Regions from separate parts of the Mus musculus genome. Here regions 1, 2, 3 and 4 are each linked to region 5. Evidence: chromatin loops called from intact Hi-C (ENCODE). Cell type or tissue: gastrocnemius. All regions are shown on one strand.

The links. A loop is a pair of places that touch in the nucleus more often than their neighbours do. Peaks named below come from ENCODE experiments on the same cell type or tissue, not always from the same donor. Only the 100,000 strongest peaks of a DNase experiment are listed, where the experiment ranks them.
Region 1: it touches region 5 in a loop (2.3-fold over the local background); 2 of 42 quality-filtered maps call a loop at or near these places.
Region 2: it touches region 5 in a loop (6-fold over the local background); 17 of 42 quality-filtered maps call a loop at or near these places.
Region 3: it touches region 5 in a loop (3-fold over the local background); 5 of 42 quality-filtered maps call a loop at or near these places.
Region 4: it touches region 5 in a loop (2.9-fold over the local background); 4 of 42 quality-filtered maps call a loop at or near these places.

The regions. Positions count from the first base shown.
Region 1 is chr10:95,085,898-95,089,897 of GRCm38, forward strand. No RefSeq gene overlaps it. Among named protein-coding and RNA genes, the nearest start is that of Gm29684, 58 kb to the right of the region's middle. In gastrocnemius, a CTCF peak has its summit at 2,440; a DNase peak (open chromatin) is centred at 2,433; H3K4me3 peaks cover 249 bases; H3K27ac peaks cover 822 bases.
Region 2 is chr10:95,414,199-95,418,198 of GRCm38, forward strand. Socs2 (suppressor of cytokine signaling 2) reads right to left here and starts at 2,659. Exons shown (of 3, transcript NM_007706.4): 1 at 2,420-2,659; 2 at 633-993. The coding sequence starts at 771. Gm33230 (a long non-coding RNA gene) reads left to right here. Exons shown (of 2, transcript XR_380696.3): 2 at 82-405. 5730420D15Rik (RIKEN cDNA 5730420D15 gene) reads left to right here and starts at 3,177. Exons shown (of 5, transcript NR_045339.1): 1 at 3,177-3,481. In gastrocnemius, CTCF peaks have their summits at 267 and 1,508 (motif pointing right); DNase peaks (open chromatin) are centred at 291, 566, 975, 1,644 and 4 more places; H3K4me3 peaks cover 4,000 bases; H3K27ac peaks cover 4,000 bases.
Region 3 is chr10:95,137,457-95,141,456 of GRCm38, forward strand. The region is part of intron 2 of Gm29684 (predicted gene, 29684); the gene reads right to left. Among named protein-coding and RNA genes, the nearest start is that of Gm29684, 6.4 kb to the right of the region's middle. In gastrocnemius, no CTCF peak of the experiment used is centred here; DNase peaks (open chromatin) are centred at 2,349 and 2,905; H3K4me3 peaks cover 585 bases; H3K27ac peaks cover 2,850 bases.
Region 4 is chr10:95,395,777-95,399,776 of GRCm38, forward strand. It overlaps a transcript of Socs2 not described here. Among named protein-coding and RNA genes, the nearest start is that of Gm33230, 16 kb to the right of the region's middle. In gastrocnemius, CTCF peaks have their summits at 1,702 and 1,904; a DNase peak (open chromatin) is centred at 2,956; H3K4me3 peaks cover 2,868 bases; H3K27ac peaks cover 4,000 bases.
Region 5 is chr10:95,263,062-95,267,061 of GRCm38, forward strand. All of the region lies in intron 2 of Cradd (CASP2 and RIPK1 domain containing adaptor with death domain), which reads right to left. Among named protein-coding and RNA genes, the nearest start is that of Cradd, 59 kb to the right of the region's middle. In gastrocnemius, no CTCF peak of the experiment used is centred here; a DNase peak (open chromatin) is centred at 1,809; H3K4me3 peaks cover 4,000 bases; H3K27ac peaks cover 4,000 bases.

The DNA of each region.
Region 1 (4,000 bases), 180 kb before region 5:
TAGCTGCTTGCCTATGAGCTTCGGAAGAGGCCCTGTTACTCAGACTCTGTTAATAGAAACTTCCCGTGAACCATGGGGGTGGGTGAGTGGGAGGGGACTGTCCCAAGCTTCCTGCACAACTGGTCTTAAATGTACCATTCATGGTTCTTTGAAATAGACAGGGACAGATGGCCACTCATCCGGAGCAGGACAACAAGGGTAAACTGGGTGGGAGCAGCAGAAAGAATGAATTATGTTTAGCCTGAATAACTGAGGCATGAGACGAGGGTCATGGTGTGGCACCTGTCCCCAAATATCTTAAGAATCGTCCCTTTAGAATGTTCTGGGTGGTTCCCTTGGTAGGGGAGTTTTCCTGAAGTTATGGCATGACACTGAGGCAGATGGGATTAGAGAGAGGTCTTCATAAGCTTGTCCTTATGACCACACACCCTTCCTAGCAGACACCATTTGAGAATGGCTTGGCGTCATTCACCCTTCAGTATGAATATATGGCTTAGGCTCTCTACAGAAGGAAGGGAGCATTAGAAGAGGCTGACGACTTTCCTCCCAGCGACCTCCTCCCTTCTCAGTCCCTGTTCTCCACACCCATTATTCTCTCTCCTCCCCACCCATGACGAAACTTTCCTAATAAGCTACCTCAGTGTCGCTTTAAGAAGCCGAATAGTCTAAACTCTTCAAGAGCCGCTTTAGTAAAGGAAATGTACAGCCTAAGGCAAGAGAAATCTGGGGGTGTCGACCAATGAGGTGACTTTGGTCAAAACTCCCTTTCTGAGCTCCAGTTTCTTCAAACAAGAGGATTTAAAATTCCTTCCTGGTTCTATACTTCTGTGACAAAACATTAATTTAAGGTAGTTCACCTTTTTTTTTTTTTTTTAAGGAAGCTATCCAAGACTTTCTTCTTGCAAGACTCTGCTGCCACTCACCGATGTGCCCACACTGCCCTCCTCTATTGATTGAGCTCCCACTTCTCTTTTCTTCCCATTATCTGGGTAATCTTTCTTTCTTCCTGTTCCTCTTGAGTAAGTGCCACCCATCCTCCGAGGTTCTTTTGAAGGCTAATGTATTTGCTGTTTATATGCTGACTAATGGATGAGACTGAAGTGTGTGTGGCAGGAAGCGAGTCCCTTGCTCTCAAACCTGCCTTTCTGCTTAGTAAGTATTGGTTAATTGCTGGCACAGTTGAGAGGCTCAATCTGTAGTGGCAGATCTGAGCAGCATCACAGTTGGTAACGGTGCTAGGAGATCAGCAGACAGCTACGTTTTTCCCCTTCCCAGTCACATAGAAAAGATTGGCCTTGACAGACCTCTATCCGGGCAAGTATATTAGGGCATAATGTGGCACTCCAGAATAGTGGAAAAGACTCAGTTCTGTTTAAACATATTTTATCTCATCACCATTCAGTCTGCAAATACTCACTGTGCAATGACCCTGTACCAGGCGCTCTGCTAAGTACTTTACATAAGTCACCTTGCTTGACGTTCATCATAAATCCCATTAGGTTGTTAATATTAGGTTCCTACTGACGCGTGGGGACACAGATACGCAGGGGAGTTAAATAACTTGCCTAGGGTCACTAGAAAACAACAACAAAGCCAAGAAGAGTCCATCCCAGGCTGCCTGATTGCTAGAAGCTGAGTGCTGACCCAGGCTTCCAGCCATGCCTTCAATAAGTACAGGCTCCTCCTTCCATCCTAGAAACCAGGAGAGACTATTTAGAAGACAGGTTATTGGGATTCACAGAAGCCCTACAGACAAACACAAGCTGTCATGGAGCACACAGCAGGCCATGGGAAGGCTCCCGGGATGTCACATGCATGTGGTATTTCCTACAACAAGCTGAGGAAGGCCAATGATGCAGGGCTCTCCATACCAAGGTCATGAAAGAACCCACAAAGTGAACGGCCGTGGGAAGGGCGTGACTGTGTATTATAAAGACAGATAGGGAGTCGGCAGAGGAGGGAGACTGGGGTGTCTCACTGGGGTTCCAGAACAATGGTACTGACTGTATGCCAGGGTGGCAGGGTTCTACGAAGAGAAGAATGATGTAGTAATCCGACGTATGCATCAGGGAGCTAACTCAGTTTGTAGTTTGAAGTTAAATGAAGTGGGTGGGGTAGGGTGCATATGCCTCTAAACCAGCACAGAGAAGGCAGGGTACACTCAGAGCCAGCCTGGACTTCATAAAAAGATTCCGCCAAGAAAGAAAGGGGGGAATGTGTAGCAGGCTCCTCCCTTTCCAGCAGAACCCAGGGCTTGTTCAGCATTCTCTTCTCACAACCATGGCTGTTAATAAGAATCTTCCGAGATGTTCTGGAGAGGTTTTCTCCCTCCTGCGTGAAGCCTGACAGGACAGATGGCTGTCCTGTCTCTGACTACGCCGAGTACAGCACTCAGAAGGGATCAGGTGGACTAGCTGGAGGATGAAGCTGCCACTTGGGGGAGTTTGAGGCTAAGAGATGCAGAGGGCTCAGTGTAACCATGGCTGACAGACGCGCTTCGGCCCTGAAGCAGCAGATCCTTGGAAGGAAACTGCTCGTTGGTTTGCTGACTTGCTATTTTCTTTTAGGATTGTTGCTTCTGGCAAACCTAGGCAGAAGGCTCGCTGCCACCACACCAAAGCTGGTTTCTGGCTTTTGTCTGGAGACATCTCCTCTCAGTCCTGCCACTCTCATCCTCCCTGTGTGGGACACACACGAGCTTTCAACATGCCCACAAACCCCTCGGTTTCCAATTGAGTTCAACACCAGTAAGCTTCGGATTGGGTGGGGGCAGACTAGTGAATTTAGAGTGCTGAGTTCCTGTTACCTGGGAACCTGCCTATGGTTACCGTATAACTCTAATTTTTTCAAAGTCTATTTTTAATGATGGTTATTAAATGCTTTAACCTCCCTTTCAACCCACCAACCCACCATAGGCAGTGGAAAAGAAAGGATACAAAGGCAGTGGACCTGTTTAGAGGGGTTCTTTGGAGCAACTCCCATCTGTGTCGTCTGGAAATTGACAGTTCTGTTCACAGGTTAGCTACAGCAGCCTGATCCACTCACAGGCACTTTAACTGAGACACCAGCAGACCAGTTCAGTAAAGTTAGAGTTAGCAAACAGGAATCAGCAGCGGTGGCATGACCTAGCAGAGACAGCCAGGCCTCAGCCTTGGCACAAGTCAGTAGGAGGGATGGCAGAAGTTCTTGGCTGTGCCTCTCTCAGCAAAGTGAAGATCAGTGAAGACAGTGGAGACACAAGACCAACAAGCATTGCACAGCTAGCTCTATAAGCAAGCCTAGCTCAGCCTCCATCACTGTCCATTGAGTCCTTTTTATACTCCCTGCAAATATGTGTCCTCCACAGGTCTCGCCTCAGCACATGTGTCTGTCTCAGCTGACACCACTCTGCCAATCAGCCCAAGTCCTTGGAATTGGCAAGAAACTGCAGCACACCACCCAAAGTTTTTCGGCATGTTTCTCTCTATGGAGTCTTGACAAATGCAGCTCAACTACACAAAGGAAGGTGGACCAATACATGCTTTGCTAGTGAGGAATCCTTCATCATATGTCCTTTCACCTTCTTGCTTTAGCAGAACGTTCTTTTTCATGTGTCCACTTCAGCTAAACATTCCTTCACATGTTTGCCCCAGCAAAACACCATCCAACCGACTTTCCGAAGAACTCTTACGTTTCCACTTCACTACAATCCTTATGGAAACTCTCTAACTCCTATAAAGCAATCCATTCCCCAAGCCTCTAGATTCCAGAAAATGCTCCCTGCTGTTGCTCCTTGTCTAACGTGGGGAAACCCTGCATCCCACTCCTTCACTGATCATGCCTGGGTAACTATCAGCTCTCTGGTTTTCTAGAACCCCACCTTGAGTCTACTTCTCTGTTGTGTTGGGATTTCAGCAGGGCTTGTTCATGGTGCTCATCTGGGGCATTTGAAAAACAGATGCCAGGGCAAACTTTAATAAGTAAGCACAGTCAAACCGCAACCCCAAGAAGCCAATCGGGG
Region 2 (4,000 bases), 150 kb after region 5:
TTTCAGAAGCCAGATTTTTTAAGACTCAAATTGTTTTCGAGCTATTGGGAGAAAATATAAATTTCTCTTCTTTGCTTTCAGATGTAGGGTGCTTTCCGCATTGCGGGGAGCAGGCTGCACTCGGCCCAGGCTACCCCCCACCCCCAGCAGCTGCGATTCATACAGTCTGAACTTGGCTGCCATCAACCCGGGCTGCGGCAGAGGCGGCTGTGCTCTCGGGAGCGCTCACAGCCCAGACAGGAGGCAGCACAGCCCACTGGCCGCCCGCGCACCGGGCCAGTTAAGAGAGGCGCTGGCCGCTTTTCTCCCACGCCGGAGCGAGCGGGAGCTCCGGCTGAAAGCAGCCTAGGCTCCAAGGTGCTGGGGGAACATTTCCAAAATGAGCCCAGCTCGCTCCCGGCCCTTGCCCAAGCCTCAGCGTCCCTCCACTTTGCTTTTGTGGTCACCTAAGATCCGGGCATCCCTCTCTGCGGTTCCCCGAGCGGAGACCGGACGCGAGGAGTAGTAGTTCCATCGCTTTCAGTGCCCCCAACCTGGGCCCGCGTCCCAGCCGCGCTCTCCGCCACCGCCTTGGGTAGGGTGGGGATGGGGACGCCCCGTTTCGCACTCCTCGCCAGCCGCCAGCTCCCTACCTGTTTGACTGAGCTCGCGCAGGGCTTTCGCCAGACGCGCCGCCTCGGGGGACTGTTCCTCCGGCAACCCCGCGGTCCCCCACTGGCTCCGCGTCCTGTCCGCTCCATTCCCGGAGGGCTCCAGGCACCGCAGGGTCATGGGAGATGAGTCAACACGTCCCAGACAGCTGGTCGCCCGAGCTGGGGCCAGTGGACCTCGCGTGCTGCCTGGAAGTCACAGGGTACCCCAAAACGAGAGTGTGCAGGGTGTCCGAAATGGTGGCGGAGGGGGAGGGGACTGGAAGCGGCTGGTTCTTTTTCTCCAAATTCCGGCAGAATGGTGTGGCAAAGTCTCTCGCAGACACTGTCACCCACAGATCGCCTGTGAAGAAACAATGGAACAGAGATTGGGTCAGTCTGGGCTGAACCCCTACGGCCGAGGTGGGGGTGGGTAAACAGACACGTGGAAAATCCCAGGGACTCCTCCGCCTGCGTGTTCTGTACCATTTAACCCCGAGCATCCAGCTAACGCCCTGCCCAACTCTGGGGAAAGACGGGTAAAAAGGGCAGAGATCCAAGACACTAAAGTTGGCCGGAGTAGAGGGGTGAGGAGGGAGACAGGATGAGAGTAAACAAGGTGTTTTCCCGCCGAAGAACTGTGTGCTGGAATTACACACAGGCAGCCCAGGAAACAGTCACCTGCGGGTCCGGATGGATAGGCCTTTGTCATGGGCAAGTGGGGGGTGGGGGTGGGGGGGAAAACATTACACAAAGAACCGGGCAGTTCTCTGCACTTGGCATTTCCATCTTACATTTCGAGCAGCCCCAGGGCCCTTGGGAGGATGCATCCGGCAAAACCTGGTTCCACGCCCTAAAGCGCCGCAGGGCTCCTGGGTCGCCAGCCGAGGGTGCTGCGGTGCGCTAGCGGCGCGCCAGCCGCTGCATCCCTGCCTCGGAGGCGGCCTCACCCCCACTCCTGCCGCTTCCTGGAGCACGCTCCAGACGAGGATGGGGGGCTCAGCGGCGGTCGCTCCAAAACGCGGACCGCGGCTCCTGCGGCTGCCGCCGCGGGCGCTGTCGAGGAATCGGCCGGAGCGTGCAGCCCCCGCCGGAGCTCCAAATGAGGCCGGGGCTGAGCCCGCAACAGCGAGCGCAGCGGGCCATGCCATCAACTGGGACTGAGGTCTTACCTCCACCGCCGCGACTGCCGCCTCCGCACTAGGCAGCCTCCCCAGCGGACAAGGGGCGGGGGAGCCAGGGGGCAAGGAGGGGTGTCCGTCTGAGTTCCCCGGGTGACGTTTATTTGTGGAAGGAGATGCCTGGGGATGCAATCGGCTCTGCGCTCAGTAAAAGCAACCGAGTTTTTCTGCGCCAAAGGCAGACAAAAATCCCAGGGATCGTCGCCTAGCTTCCCCCCCCCCTCTCCGCCCCAGGCTGACACCCCTGCTCGCCAGTGCCGGGTTTCCCTCCAGTTGAAGCGGAGGAGATGGGAGAAAGAGAAGGGGTGGGGTGGGGGAGCAAGGGCGGAGGCTGGCGGGGAGGAGCGGGAGATCAGGTTATTAGGATTATAAATTTGGGTAGCAGTTGTTGGGGGGTGGGGGTGCTCGGAAAATTTCCCGAGACCGAGAAGGAACCCGGGAGAGAGGAGGCAGTTGAGTCCGGATGGGGCAGAGCCCCGACTTGAACTCTCCCGGGGCGCCCTAAACTGCGGACGCCCAGGCGGTCCGCCGCCGCCCCCGTGCTCGCACCCCGCCGCCCTCCCGGCCACTGTCCCCCCGGGCGGAACCTTCGGGCTTCGCGAGCGGTACCTGCCGCAAGCTTCCGGGCTCCGGGCACAAGGGATCTTGAGGGCGCGCGCCTGGAGTCCCGGCGCGCACTGTCCGAGACCCGCGCAGCGTTGGCGGCTGCGGGAGGAAAGGCTCATGCTTCAGGGGGGAAGCCCAAGGCCCGGGAGCCGCAGAGGCGGCGAGACTTGGCAAGAGTTAACCGTCTGTCCCCGGAGCCGAGTGTGCGCGCGACTTCCCAGCCCGACGCGCCTCCCTCGCTCCCCGCCTCCCGCCCCTCGCGCCCCGCCCGGCCGCGGCGGAGGCCGCTTTCCAGGAACTTTCCAGGAATCCGCCTCACGTGACCGCAGCCCCCGCCAGCGCTTTAAAGAGGCCCCGGCCGCTAATGCGCAGGCTTCAAGGGAGCCGGGTGGAGAGAGCCGGTGCGGGTGCTGGTGCTGGTGGCTGCGGGGTGGAAGCCTGCGACTCCGCCCTCCTCTGACCCTGCACCTCGGGGTGCTCGGGAACAAGGAGAAGTCCCCAGCCAATGCCTATTAAGCCACCAGTACCTGCCCCTGTGTCTGCAACAGCTGAGCACCTCGGTCCCGCGAATAGCAGCCCCTCTTCTCCCCAGCCCTCCACGTAGGAGGGAACCTTTAGGCCAGCCATCCACCCCGCTGTGCGCCTGCCAGACGCGACCCTCCTCTCCTCCATGTGGGATGCAGGACCAGCGTGCGGGAAGGGGGCGGGGCTCAGATGTCCGTCCCTCCCTCTCTAAGACACACACAGAGCTAGAGCTAGCACGCCACTGCCCAGGTCGACTACCACTCCCGGGCACCTCGGGAAGCGAACCAGAGACTGTCCCCTCCGCCAGCATCCTAGAAGGCCAGGAAAGAGACGAGCTGAGCGCCTCCTTAAAGCTGCGCAGACTGCCCTCAATCCCTCCCCCCTGGAGCTCCAACTGGTAGTCCCCTGCATCAGCCTTGCCCAGCTTCTCCTTTCCTCCTCAGCTCAACTCCTGCTTGCCCTTCGGGAGACCCACCCTGGCCACCCTACAGAGGAGGTGCCCTTACCTGTGCCCGGGTGGGGTGCGGGGTCACAGGCCTGGTGCGTTTGTCTCTGTGAATCCTTGCAAAGCCAGGGACCCGGAGTTCGTATTGATCCCAGTACTTCTTTCCTATTGGGACCCTCACCTCCCACTCTGTAAGAGGCCACCTAGCCTCCGCGCCGGCATCCAGGCACGCCGGCTCCTGAAACGTGACCCACTTTGAATGTGACCTACTTTTTTTTTTTTTAACAGAAAAACAAAAACAAAAAAAAAACACTCATGGGAAAACCGGATTCGAAATTTCGATAACCATTTTTCTTTGAAATACTGTTCTGTTGCCCCACTGCTCAAAAGCTTGAAAGGTCAATGGCCACTTTTAGTTGAAGCTGTGTCTATGGGGAAGTTGGGCAAGGGTGGCCAGGAGAGGTTGAGAGAGGCGCGGCTTCCAAGCCTTGCCTGGTGCCCCGCCTGCCGGCCCTGGAAGGAAACACAACACGACCGGCCAATTCCAAGGCCCCGAACCAATTTTTATCCACAGTAATTTTTTTCCTCTTAAATAATTCTATGCACTTACAGAA
Region 3 (4,000 bases), 130 kb before region 5:
CTGTAAATATATTTTGAATCTGAGTCTTAGTTCTGGGAGCTTGGGCCTGGGAGGAAGAACTGGACCTAACTTCTACACAAACCCATGTTGTGACACTGTTGTGTTCTGAACTTCAGCAAAGCCACCTTTGGCCCTTGAACAAGTAAATTTGCGCCCCTGTGCCTGAGTTCCTTAGCTGTCTGTAAGGATGATTGCATTAGCTACCTCTTGAGATTGCTCGAGGATCAGATAAGCCAAAATATGGAAAGCACCAGAGCAGAGCTTGACCCAGGATGCCTTCCTTAGGAGATGCTATCAACTGTAGGTGTTGTTGTTATTATTATTGTAGGACACATTTCAGTGGGAGGAACCTCGATGGACACAAAGGAAGAACATATTCTCCCATGATCTGGGCTCCATATACAGCCCTGCTGATCTAGAGGTGACCGTCTTGGAGGGTCTACCTCAGAGCCAAATAACGACTTACTAGGGATAGGAAGGATGAAGAGAAGGGAAGACTCTTCGTCCTCTGTATCCTCCAGACAACGCTGACAGCTGCCATGCCCAGTCAGCTCCTTTGACATAGGTAAAATCATAACACTGGTAATGATGATAAGTCTCCCTAATAAAAACTCACTGATCCTATACGACTCTGATCGAGACACTGCTCCTACCCACTCTCTACACATGGTGAAAAGACACAGGGGAGTGAAGTCACTCTCCCAGGACCCTGTCCGTGGTGAGCAGTGCCGCTGGGCTTTGGGACCTGCACTGTGACACAAAGGGCACAGAAGGTGTCTGGAGGCAAGGAAGGCTGGAAATGAATCTCAACTGTCACATTCGCTTATCAACTGACTTAACAGGCAACGGCTTAATGTCTTAAATCATTACTCTGCGTCCCTGAAATTATGTGACGGTTAGTATCTCTAATAATACTAATGTTGCTATAATTCTTAATAGTGCTAGCAAATAGTGACACTATCCACCCTCTGTAGGAAGTGTTAAAGACTGATTGGGGAACTGTTTGTGCCCGGGCTAAGGGGTTTCTCAGTAAATGTTGGCTGTTTCCTAATAGTGTTGTATGTAACTGATCTGAGAGTCCTCAGTGTCTGAAGTAGGGTGTTTGCATAGTGAAATGTTTTATGTGTCTTCTTACACTCGCCCTGACTCGCCAGCAAGAACGATGCTGCAACAGGATCCTTCTGCACACATTTATTGGGAGAGCTTGATTGCAGAAGCAAAGAGACCCCAGCCCAGAACTGGTGCTATGCATGGGTTATGCTTACCACCTCATTTGCATGCCTACATCTGATTGGTAACTTCTCTCTCATCTGATTGGTTAACTTCTCTCTCATCCGATTGGTTAATTCTCAAAACCTCATCTTGGCAAAAAACTTTACTGCCTATGTATGCATGATGGCCAACGGTAGCCAGCACCACCCTGCAATGGCACATGTGGCTTCCCACAGTGTCTCTTCTGCTCTCCCCTGGGATTTGAGGAAGGGCCTGCTTCCTGGTCTAACATGACATAGTTCTGTCGATGTAACAAATGACTCATAAAATGAAGAGGTTTGGTATGGCTCATAGTTTCAACCCATTATCAGAGAGACCCATGGCTGTTAGGCCCCGGATCTGGTTTCTGGTTTGCCTTGGAGGTGTGTGGATAGCAGAGCAAACTATTCATCCCATGGCTAAGAAGCAAAGGAAGAAAAGGTGGGGATTAAACAGCCAGCTCAGATGACAAATTGCTTGCCTTGCAAGCATAAGAGACCAGAGTTTGATGTCAGAATCTACTTTTTAAAGAGCTGGACATGATGGCAAATAGTTGTAATCGCAGGGCTGGGGAGCAGAAACAAGCACTACCCTAGGCTTGTTAGCCAACTCGCTTAGCCTTCTTGTCCAGTTCCAGACCAGAAAAGATTCTGTCTCTAAACAAAAGAAAAGAGTGGATGGTACGAGAGAAATTATACTTAGTGAAAGTGTAGACTCTCTCTCCTCTCTCTCTCTCTCTCTCTCTCTCTCTCTCTCTCTCTCTCTCACACACACACACACACACACACACACACACACACACATGTGGGGGAGCATGGGATGGGGAGGGAGGGAGAGAAAGGGAGGGAGGAGGAGGGGAAAGGAAGGAGGGAGAAAGAGAGGAGGGAGGGAGGGAGAGACAGACAGAGAGAGAGAGAGAGAGAGAGAGAGAGAGAGAGAGAGAGAGAGACTGAAGGTCCTGCAATCTCCTTTAAAGGTGAGTCCTCAGGGACCTGGGAGGAGGACATTTGCCACCCAGATGGCAGGGGTTAAGCAAAAGCAGCCTCTTCCCAGGACACAGCAGCTGGCAGGCCCAGCCTGCACAGGCGTTTTTTTGTCAGAAGGCCCAGTTCTCATCTCCACCCTCAGAAAGCTGCCAAGCCTTCCTCGGGGTTAGGCCACCCTGACCTCCATCTGTGGGTAAAAGAGAAGGGCGCTCGCAACTCAAGAAGCCTCTGCTGTTGGATGCCAGGGCTTCTGCTCCTCAAGATGACAGCCCTGAAGCCAAAGCAGCTAGCAAAGTGATTCTGAACCATCGTCAACAACAAGAACGTTTCCACGAGATTGTGGCAACGGAGTCCATTTTACTGTTCCGATTCCAATCCTTTGAAAACCGAAGAGCTACTAATGACCACACCATGTGGGAATGGGGGGGGGGGAGTGGAGAGGGGTGCCTTGTTCTGCTATTGGATTGGGTCTAAAATATTTGGTCTCACCCTGTCAAAGAGTATTATTTGGCAAGAGGAATTTAAAGATCACACTGGCTTTTATCTGGATTTTTTTTATTTAATTTTTTTTTTTTTTTACTTATTCACTTTACATCCTACTCACTGCCCCTCCACAGCCTCCCACAATCCTTCCCTCCTCCCTCCTCCCTCCTCCCCTTCTTCTCTGAGCAGATGGTTATGCCCTGGGTTATCCCCTTACCCTGGCACTTCAAGTCTCTGCAAGGCTAGGCACTTCCTCTCTCACTGAAGCCAGAAAAGGCAGCCCAGCTAATAGAACATAACCTATGTATAGGCAACAGATTTTGGGATAGCACCCTCTCCAGTTGTTTGGACTCACATGAAGACCAAGCTGCACACCTGGTATATATGTGTGGGGAGGCCTACCTAGGTCCAGCCTGTTTATGTTCTTTGGTTGATGGCTCAGACTCTGACAGCCCCAAGGGTCCAGGTTGGTCTTCCTGTGGAATTCCTATCCCCTTCAGAGTCTGCAATCCTTGTTATTCTTCCATAAGAGTCCCCAAGCTCTGTCCACTGTTTGGCTGTGGGTATCTGTATAAAATAGTCATAAGATGAAGATGGAGGGAGTGAACTAGGAGGGAGGGATATAGGGAGGGGAATGGGGGATTCAGGATCAGGTGTGGGGAAAGACAGGAGAGATGGCCATGAAAATGAATGGAAATCTGCAACTGACCAGAGTGAGGAGGTGCAGGGCATCTCTAGGACAAGACAGAGACCTGGGATGAGGGATATGCCCAAGAAGCAGTGTAGGGTGACTTTAGCTGTGACTCACAACATTGGTGATATGGAACCGGAAAAGGCCACCTTCTGTAGCCAGACAGGAACCCCTTTGGAGAGATAGGGACATCAACCCACCCACAAAATTTTCAACCTAAAATGAATCCTGTTTACATGTAATACAGGCATGGGGAATGGAGGAGAGACTGAGGGAATGCCCAACCAATAACCAGCCCTACTTGAGACCTGTCCCAGGGGCAAGCACTAACTCCTAAGCCTATTAAGGATACTCTGTTATGCTTGCAGACAGGAGCAAGATGTCCTTTGAGAAGCTCCACCCAGCAGATGACTCAGACAAATATCTGGGAACTCTTAAATGGGGCCACCGTAGAAACGACTCCAGTGATTTAAGAATAGGCAGGCTTTAGTAGAGAAATACAGATCAGGGCTAAGAAGGGAACTGCCACTCAAAGTCCCTTTCCTTATGGGTAAAACAGAGACCAGCTCAGACAGAGAGAGGCTCTGCT
Region 4 (4,000 bases), 130 kb after region 5:
ATCTAAAGAAACACGAGTTGGAACACTTCTTAGGGAGAGGAAAAATCCTAGTAAGAACCCTTGTCATAGGGGGGTGGGGGACACGGGGGTGTCCCCACTCACTCAGAGGAGAAGGGGAAAGGATTGTGGGAGGGGGTGACAAGAAGGGGGGCAGTAAGTGGGAGTAAAGTGAATAAGTAAAAAAAAGAAAAAGAAAAAGAAAAAAAGAACCCTGGTCAGTTGCTAGTAAAGGACTTTGGAAAAGAATAGCTTCTAAAGCAGGTGTTTCTCAACCTGTGGTGGTGACCCCTTGCGGGGTGGGACGAAAGTGACCCTTTCATAGGGTCCCATACCACATATCCTGCATACCAGTTATTTATATTGTGATTCATAACAGTAGCAAAATTGCAGCTATAAAGTAGCAACAAAAATAATTTTATGGTTGGGGGGGAGTCACCACAATATGAGGAACTGTATTAAAGGGTCTCAGCATTAGGAAGGGTGAGAACCCCTGGACTAAAGTCTTTATGGATGTTAAGAAAGAAAAAAGAAAAAAATTAAAAGAGGTGGTAGACGTTGTAACAATTAAAACATCTTTGTTTCACTTTTCGACTTTTAAACAGAATCTTGAAAGGAGCTGTAAAAATGAAAGCCCCGCAGGCTGGGTGTGCAGGCTCTGGGCAAAGCAGGAAAGGGAGATTCGGAGTTAAAGCCAAGTGTCCAGTCTAAGTGTCCTTCCTAGCTTGACATCATCTGCCCCACCCTTGCAACCCAAGTTACATTTGGTATTATTAACTTGAATGCATTGTCACTGTAATTCACGTTGATGGAAAAGGCAGATAAAGGCATGAAAATATTAAAGGCGTTGGCGCTTAGAAGCCTCATTTCCCACTAATTGCAGAAACAATTTCTGTCTGAATTTCTAAGCAAGTAAGTCCCCAGGTGCTTCCTGACCGTTGAGAGGACCATTCTATTTCAGGACATCATTTCGCCTCCCTCACTCTTCCAATGTGCCCCTCCTGTATTACTGGACACTGGTTTGAAATCAGAGGCTTTTATTAGCAGGTTCCTCAGCCCTGTTGATTTGTCTCCTCTATCTGAAAGCACAATTTTGGACCTAGAATGGGAAGTTTCTTTTTGTTTTAACTGGTTTGGTTTGAGTTTTGCTGTTTGTTTTTCTTTGTTTTCCTCTTGGATGCCACCCAGACACCCCCCCCCCCATCCCAATGTGACTGTCTTTGAGTTTTGAGAGTGAGGGAGTTTGCTTTTAAAATAGCCATTTTTTTCAGTCAAGTGGTTATTTGAGGAATTATGACAACTGTCAACACTCTACACAACCCCCACCCTCAAGGTTGACTATAATCTAAAAGGCTATGGGGGAGGGGGCAGTGCTACTAGGATTGCCGATAATGCAATTTAATAGCAGCTTGAATCCCAAGTTCTAAAACTTGACTCATCCATTGGAACCTGGTTTCATCTGTAATGTTTCTACCTAGAAAACTCAAGTGAGGAGCTAAATGGACCGTTTGGTGCAGGTGGAACGCTTTGAGCCACTAAACTCACAAGCAAGCCAAATATCCCTTTGGGGGCAAGATCTAGATATAGTGTATAGCCACCCTCAGGCAAAGCTAATCCCCTTGCTGGATCACCTTTCAGTGGCAGGAAATTAATTTTGTGGTTCCTAGAACCGGGCTCCCATCTGGTGTCGGGAGGCTGGTACAAAGAAAGGCAGGGGGAGGAGAAACTTTTGCTATGGTTGTGTTTAGTCAGTGTTTCTGAAGTGAATTAATTGGTGACAACACTCTTACACATGAAACAAACCCCTTCCCAATCCCACCCTAGAGTTTCTCAAAGCAGCTAGTTTTCCAGAGCCACATGCCACAGCCGTTGATGTCCCTGGAGACTGGGATGAGTTTGTCACGGCTGGCTTCTTGCTAGTTTCTAAAGGCCCTGGCAGAGAATTGCACACTCCAGAGACCTCTGTTTGGGACTTGAAATTTAACTTTAAAGACACTTAATTAGCAACTTAACACAAGCTGATTTGCTCTCGGTAACAAATGTGTCATTTAAATATTAACTGTTTTCAAGAAAGCCTGGTAAAGGCTGGAGATGTGAAAGATAATAACTTATTTATGTCTGAAATATTGCTAGGACTACCCGCCTTTGAAAACCTTCTAACATGTCCCATGTGAGTACCCCGTCACCAAAAAAGTTCCAGGGGCAGGGATTTACTCCGTGTGTTTGTGCCCATAAACACACAGAACATTCATAAGCCCAGAGGCTTTAATACACTGTTGTTTGTGAGGGCAGAGACAACCTAACCGTCCACTGATGGGGACCAAGCCTGTCAACAAGTGTGTTCATGGGCTGGAATATGTAAAGAGCTGGGATCTGAGTAAGGACATGAAAAGCTATCCAGACCCCAAACAGCAAACCTGAGAAGCAAATTAAAGAGCAGAATGTATGTACGCATGATACTGCTTGTGTGTGCTTTTTAAAAAGTGATTAAAATTAGATGCTTCTATGACATTAGAACATTCTGAAATAGTTTTTTACAAATAGATAAGAGGTCCTAGGGGATGGAGTGGGGAAGGAGGTAGGCAGTCCCGTCCCTCCGTCATAGTGACTTGCTGAACTAGCTAGATATTTTTTTTAACCCCGAGTAGGTTGCTGTCAGAATAACTGAGAAACTAGCTAATAGAAGATTATATTTACTTTGGATTAACAGAAACAAGAGAGGTGCTTTGTTTGCAGACAGTGGCAGCCAGGTTCCCAACTCTGTTTGTAGGAGGTAAACGGTGGGGGCAGAGGGGTGGGTGTAGAAGAAGGTGTTAACCCATTCACTGTAGAGGAAAGCGGCGCCGTGCGCTCAGCGCAATGCGCATTTGGTGACATCTCCTCTGTAGCTGTGGCCTGACATAAGGACCCCACCCCACCCCCTGAGACCCGCAGGGCGCCTGGACGCCAGGAGGAGCTGCCACTCCCAGATGGCTGCAGAAAAAGAACGTCTTCTGCGTCAGCCGTCAGCCGGTGGCACCTCAGCCCTTCCCTCTGCTCAGCCAGGGCGAGCCCCAGACAGCGTAGCCCCCCCTCCTCCCCGCAGAAAGAATGGAGACCGGAGAGGAGATCTCTCTCTCTCTCTCTCTCTCTCTCTCTCTCTCTCTCTCTCTCTCTCTCTCTCTCTCTCTCTCTCACACACACACACACACACACAGCTTTCTCCCTGATTGATCCCTCTCCCTATCCAGTTCCTCGAAATAGCCAAAGCTGGCCCTAGTCCTCACCATGTTTGTAAATCAAGGTCGAATTGCTTCCAGGTTCTACTTGAGTTTTTGTGGGTGCTTTAACCAGACCAAGTTTTCGGTCCTAAGGCCTCATTAACCTACTAATTAAATGGCAAGTCTTTCAGAAGATCTGTAGCTTTTTTTTTTTTTTTTAAAGTTCTTCCAAATCTAAAATATTTACTCCTGGGCTCCCTAGCTGAAGTGTATCTCACGAAGCTGCTTTTTTGTTTTCAATAGTCATTTTGTTCCAAGAGGCTTCAGTGTACTGCCAACAAGTAAAGACTTGCTATCCACCCGCTGGCCTTAGAGAGAAGCCAGGGAGTTTAAAGAAAAAGTAATGCGTGTATCACCAGGTTCCCTCTGTCTGTCTCTGTCTGTCTGTCTGTCTGTCTGTCTGTCTGTCTCTCTCTCTCTCTACCTCTCTCTCTGTTTCATTCCTTTATAATAGCGTCTTAACTCGCATCCAAGATACTTAGGACATAAATGAAGAAAAAGACTGTGATTTGCTCGCCTGAACTGGGAGGCTAACTTTCAACAACAGTCTGTTTCTCCCAACCCGGCTCTTCTTGAAAAAAAACAAAACAAAACAACAACAACAAAAAACAGAATAGAACAGCAAACAGCAATCAGACCTTCAAGACTAACCTGAGTCCTCCCTCTCAGCCAGACTAAGAAATGTTATTAGAAACTTGAGGAAAAGGTACCCCGTTTTTCCTAAGTTGTGGGACTAATCTGGT
Region 5 (4,000 bases):
TAAACTCACTTATCTTTACTTAGTGATTCCAACTTAACTCAGTTACACAGAAAAATAATTTTTTTTTGGATACTATAAAGATCAAGATATGACCAGGAAGATTGCTCTCTCAATAGAGAGCTTGCCTTATAAACAGTGGCTCGCAACCTCCCTAATGCTGCGACCCTTTCAGACAGTTCCTCATGCTGTGGTGACCTCCCCCCAACTGTAAGATTATTTCATTGCTACTTCATAGCTGTAGTTTTGCAGCTGCTATGAATTGTAATATAAATATGCAACATTCAGGGTATCTGACCTGTGACCCCTGTGAAAGGCCCTTTCGGCTCCCAAAGAGATCTGGACCCACACGTTGGGAACTGCTGCTTATAAGCATGAAGCCCTGAAACAGATCTTCAGAACCACACAAAATGTCAGGACAGTGGCCTAGGCTTGGAATGCCGTTCCTGGGAGACAGAGACAAGGTATCCTGGCGCTTGCTAGCCTAATCCATGAGCACCAGGCCAATGAGAGACCCTGTATCAAAGAAGGTAGCAACTGTTCAGAAGTTGTCCTCTGGAGCACACATTAGTAATAGTAATAATAATAATAATAATAATAATAATAGGAGGAGGAGAGCTGGAGAGATGGCTCCATTGTTAAAAGCACTGGCTGTTTTTTCAGAGGAAACAGGTTCAATTCCCAGCATCCATATAGCAGTTAACAAGTATCTATAACTCCAATTCCAGGGGATCTGACACCTTCACACAGACATACATGCAGGTCAAATACCAAAGCACATAAAAAAAAATAATAAATATTAAGTGTCAAATCATTTAAAATGTTAAAATATTACAATATAACATTTCATTACATAACCTCAAAGCACTACCTAGAAACCAAAGATTGTTCCCAATAATTCATAGCACACACAGCCTGGACTGGAACCTAAATGTGAACACAATAGAAAGCTCATTTTTATCATGATTTTCAAATACATCCACACCAATTAAAAATATGCGGAAAAGAGTAATTTTAGCCTTTCATTGTTTAAAGAACAGTTTCTCAGAGAATTCCAGTTAGTGTTCGAAACAACAGTGCAATCATTAGAGTTTTCCAGCGATGGAATTGTGTGCAATCACAACCACAGCAATCAGAAACAGCCAGATTGCTAGAATGTCATAGGGGGGGGGGGGATGACAAGAGGACAACACTCTGGTCCACCTCTAGGATTCTGTAGAATAGTTCTGTAACTCAGTAACAGAATGCTGGGTTTATCGGAGTTCCGGTTCTGTTTCTACTATTAAAGGGCCACGTGAACTCACTCCATCTTAGTTCTCAACCCTATTTTCAGGGCAGCATGGATTATCCCCATTGCGTGAGTCTAAACAGGAATAGCATACAGTCTTTAAAATTTTTAAGGGCAGGCTTTTGTCTACAGGACGCCTTTGCAGAAGCGAGGTTTGAGTGAGGCTTCAGGTCCATGGCGGGAGAGGAGACGCTGGAGAGGCCAGGCCGGCTGTTGGTCATAGGGCTGATAGGGCCCAACACACACCAGTGCTAACACCTGGCTGCAAGCACGGAACCAAAACTCATCTCACACACTAAAACCCCCAGCAAGCTAGTACTGCTGTCTGGGCAAAGCTCTGCGGAGGCCGCTGGAAGAAAGGCGAGTTTCCCGGTATTCCCGAAGCAGTGCCAGTGTTTGTGCAAAGCTCACGTTTCACTCCGGCTTGGGATGGAATGGAGTTTGTTTCCTCAACAGAGTCGAGTTGCCCTGGTTTTGATGGGGTGAGGGCATGTCGATCGCTTCACGGGGTTGCCTTTCCTAATTGCACACAGGCAAACACTCACTCTTCGAAGGGTGCTGTCACCCTCGCGGTGGCAGTGGCGGTGGCGGTGGCGGCGGGGAAAGTCTGCACCCTGGAGCGGGGACGCTGCCTCCGGCTGCAGCCCCCTTAGTCTTAGCCTTATCGCGGCACACACCAGTTCCTAGAGAAGAGATTCCGAGAAAAAACCCCGGGTTCCCTAGAAACATTAAATTAACACAAGGGATCTGGAAACGAAACAGCAGATGCCTGAAAGCCTTCCCCCTTGCTGGTTTCCTGCCTTCTCGGAAAATCTTTGCGTTAAAATAGATTGGATTACCCGACTCGGCCAGATGCAGCTCTAGACCTGCTGAAAGTGCACAGGAAAGCAAGCCGTGTGCCATCTTTTAGAAAGATTTTTTTTTCTTTCCCAGGTGGTAGAAAACTGCCTTCGGGTTGTTGGTATTAGCAAGGACTGGAGGCTGAGTTGCTTGAGTCCCGATAGAAACTTTCCCCAACTCCGACTTGCAAATCTGATAACCCGAGAATGCAACAGAGTAGGGTAAGCGCAAGACTTGCCTTAGTTCCGAGCCTAGGAATAGGATGCCTCGTCCCCTTTTTACTAAGAAGAAAATGTCTGTTTTATTCTGGAATCTACCTTGACCAAAACTATGAAACCAGAATAAAGCTAACAGCATTTCCTGGGAGTCACAGAGGTTGAAGGCATTCTGTCAGGCTTCTCATCAGAATCTCAGAAAATAACTATCTCAGAAAGTAACAAACTAACCCCCCAGGAACCCTGTCTGCATCATCTCGTACTCTCTAAATTCAAGCTACAACTGATAACCACACATCTGAAAAGCAGTCAGCCGTGGGCGCCTAAGTATATTCCATTTCTGAGGCATCTTCCACACACAAATTATTTTTGGTAGCTGAGAATCAGATGCAAAGCTTCCTATGAGCCTTAAGAATTTTAAAGAAGAAATACAGTTTTGACTGTAGCTTCCTTCCTTGATACATTTCACTGGTTTCTTTTGGTAATCCTTACAGAGGGGCTCAAGATCCTTAGGCTCTGTTTTTAACACCGGCCCTTGTTTCTAGTGAATCAGATCATAACCTGTAGTTATAAAAGGATTCTGTGCTTAGCCTGGGCTTGGGTGCTCTGGGTGGAGGAACACATTTCAAAATCCTCTAAACAAAAAGACATGTCTTTGCCTACGCATAAGAACAACAGAACCTATTGTAAAACCCTCAGGCGGACAAAATTACCTCCCCAGAAGCCGCTCTGGGTACTCCTGCATAGAGTATGGAGGAAAAGACAAAGGACAGTTTCATATGGACTTCCCCTCTTCCAACTTTACCGCAGGCCTCAAGAAAGGCAAGGAGGACTCTAAACTGTTTATAAGAAAGCAAAGAAAAATGTTGTAAGGATTACTTGGCTAGCAGGCCACAGGCAAAGCTGGAAGCAGCAGACAGCAGCCGGCAGGCAGAGAGCCGCTTAAAACCGAAAGTCCAACTGCTTTGAGCAGGTAGACTCTCATACAACAAAATTATCAGAGGAACATCCCTCCGAGCAAAGATGCTGCTTGCTTTGTATCTCGCTGTTAGGAAAGGGAGCCCAGTCACACAAAACTGCTACAGTAATCATAAATAGCCCAGCAATGCTAGTCTGTGGCTGCTTTTTTGTATTCTTTAATGACAAGTGAATTTCCAAATGATTATGAGTGACCACATGTGACATTTTTCCAGTTGGGTCTTTCACCACAAAAGCATGCCTGTCACTAAGACACAGTCTTATATGCTAAGAACAAACTGTATATTGCTCTCATGTGTCACAGGAACAAAACTGATGGCAAAAGGTCACCCGGACTCTTTTAAAAATATTTCATAATTTGAAAGTAAACCACAATATGGAATCCTATGGGAAAGCAACACATCTAATAAGCTCCTTCAAAATTAAAAAAAGAAAAGAATATTAACATCAAAGAAAAGTGCCAGCAGCTTAAAAGCCACAATGTCTTTCCTGTGGCTGGATGGGGCCTCATTCCTGGGCGTTTATCACACTTAACTGAATTTTTTTTCAAGGAAGAAAACACTTAGATATTGAAAAGCAGTTATTTCCCCTTGACCATCTAATTCCAACTCATCAAATTAAATATCTAGAAATCACCTGGTCTCCTTCAGCAGATGTTGGGGTTTTTTGTTTTTGTTTTTGT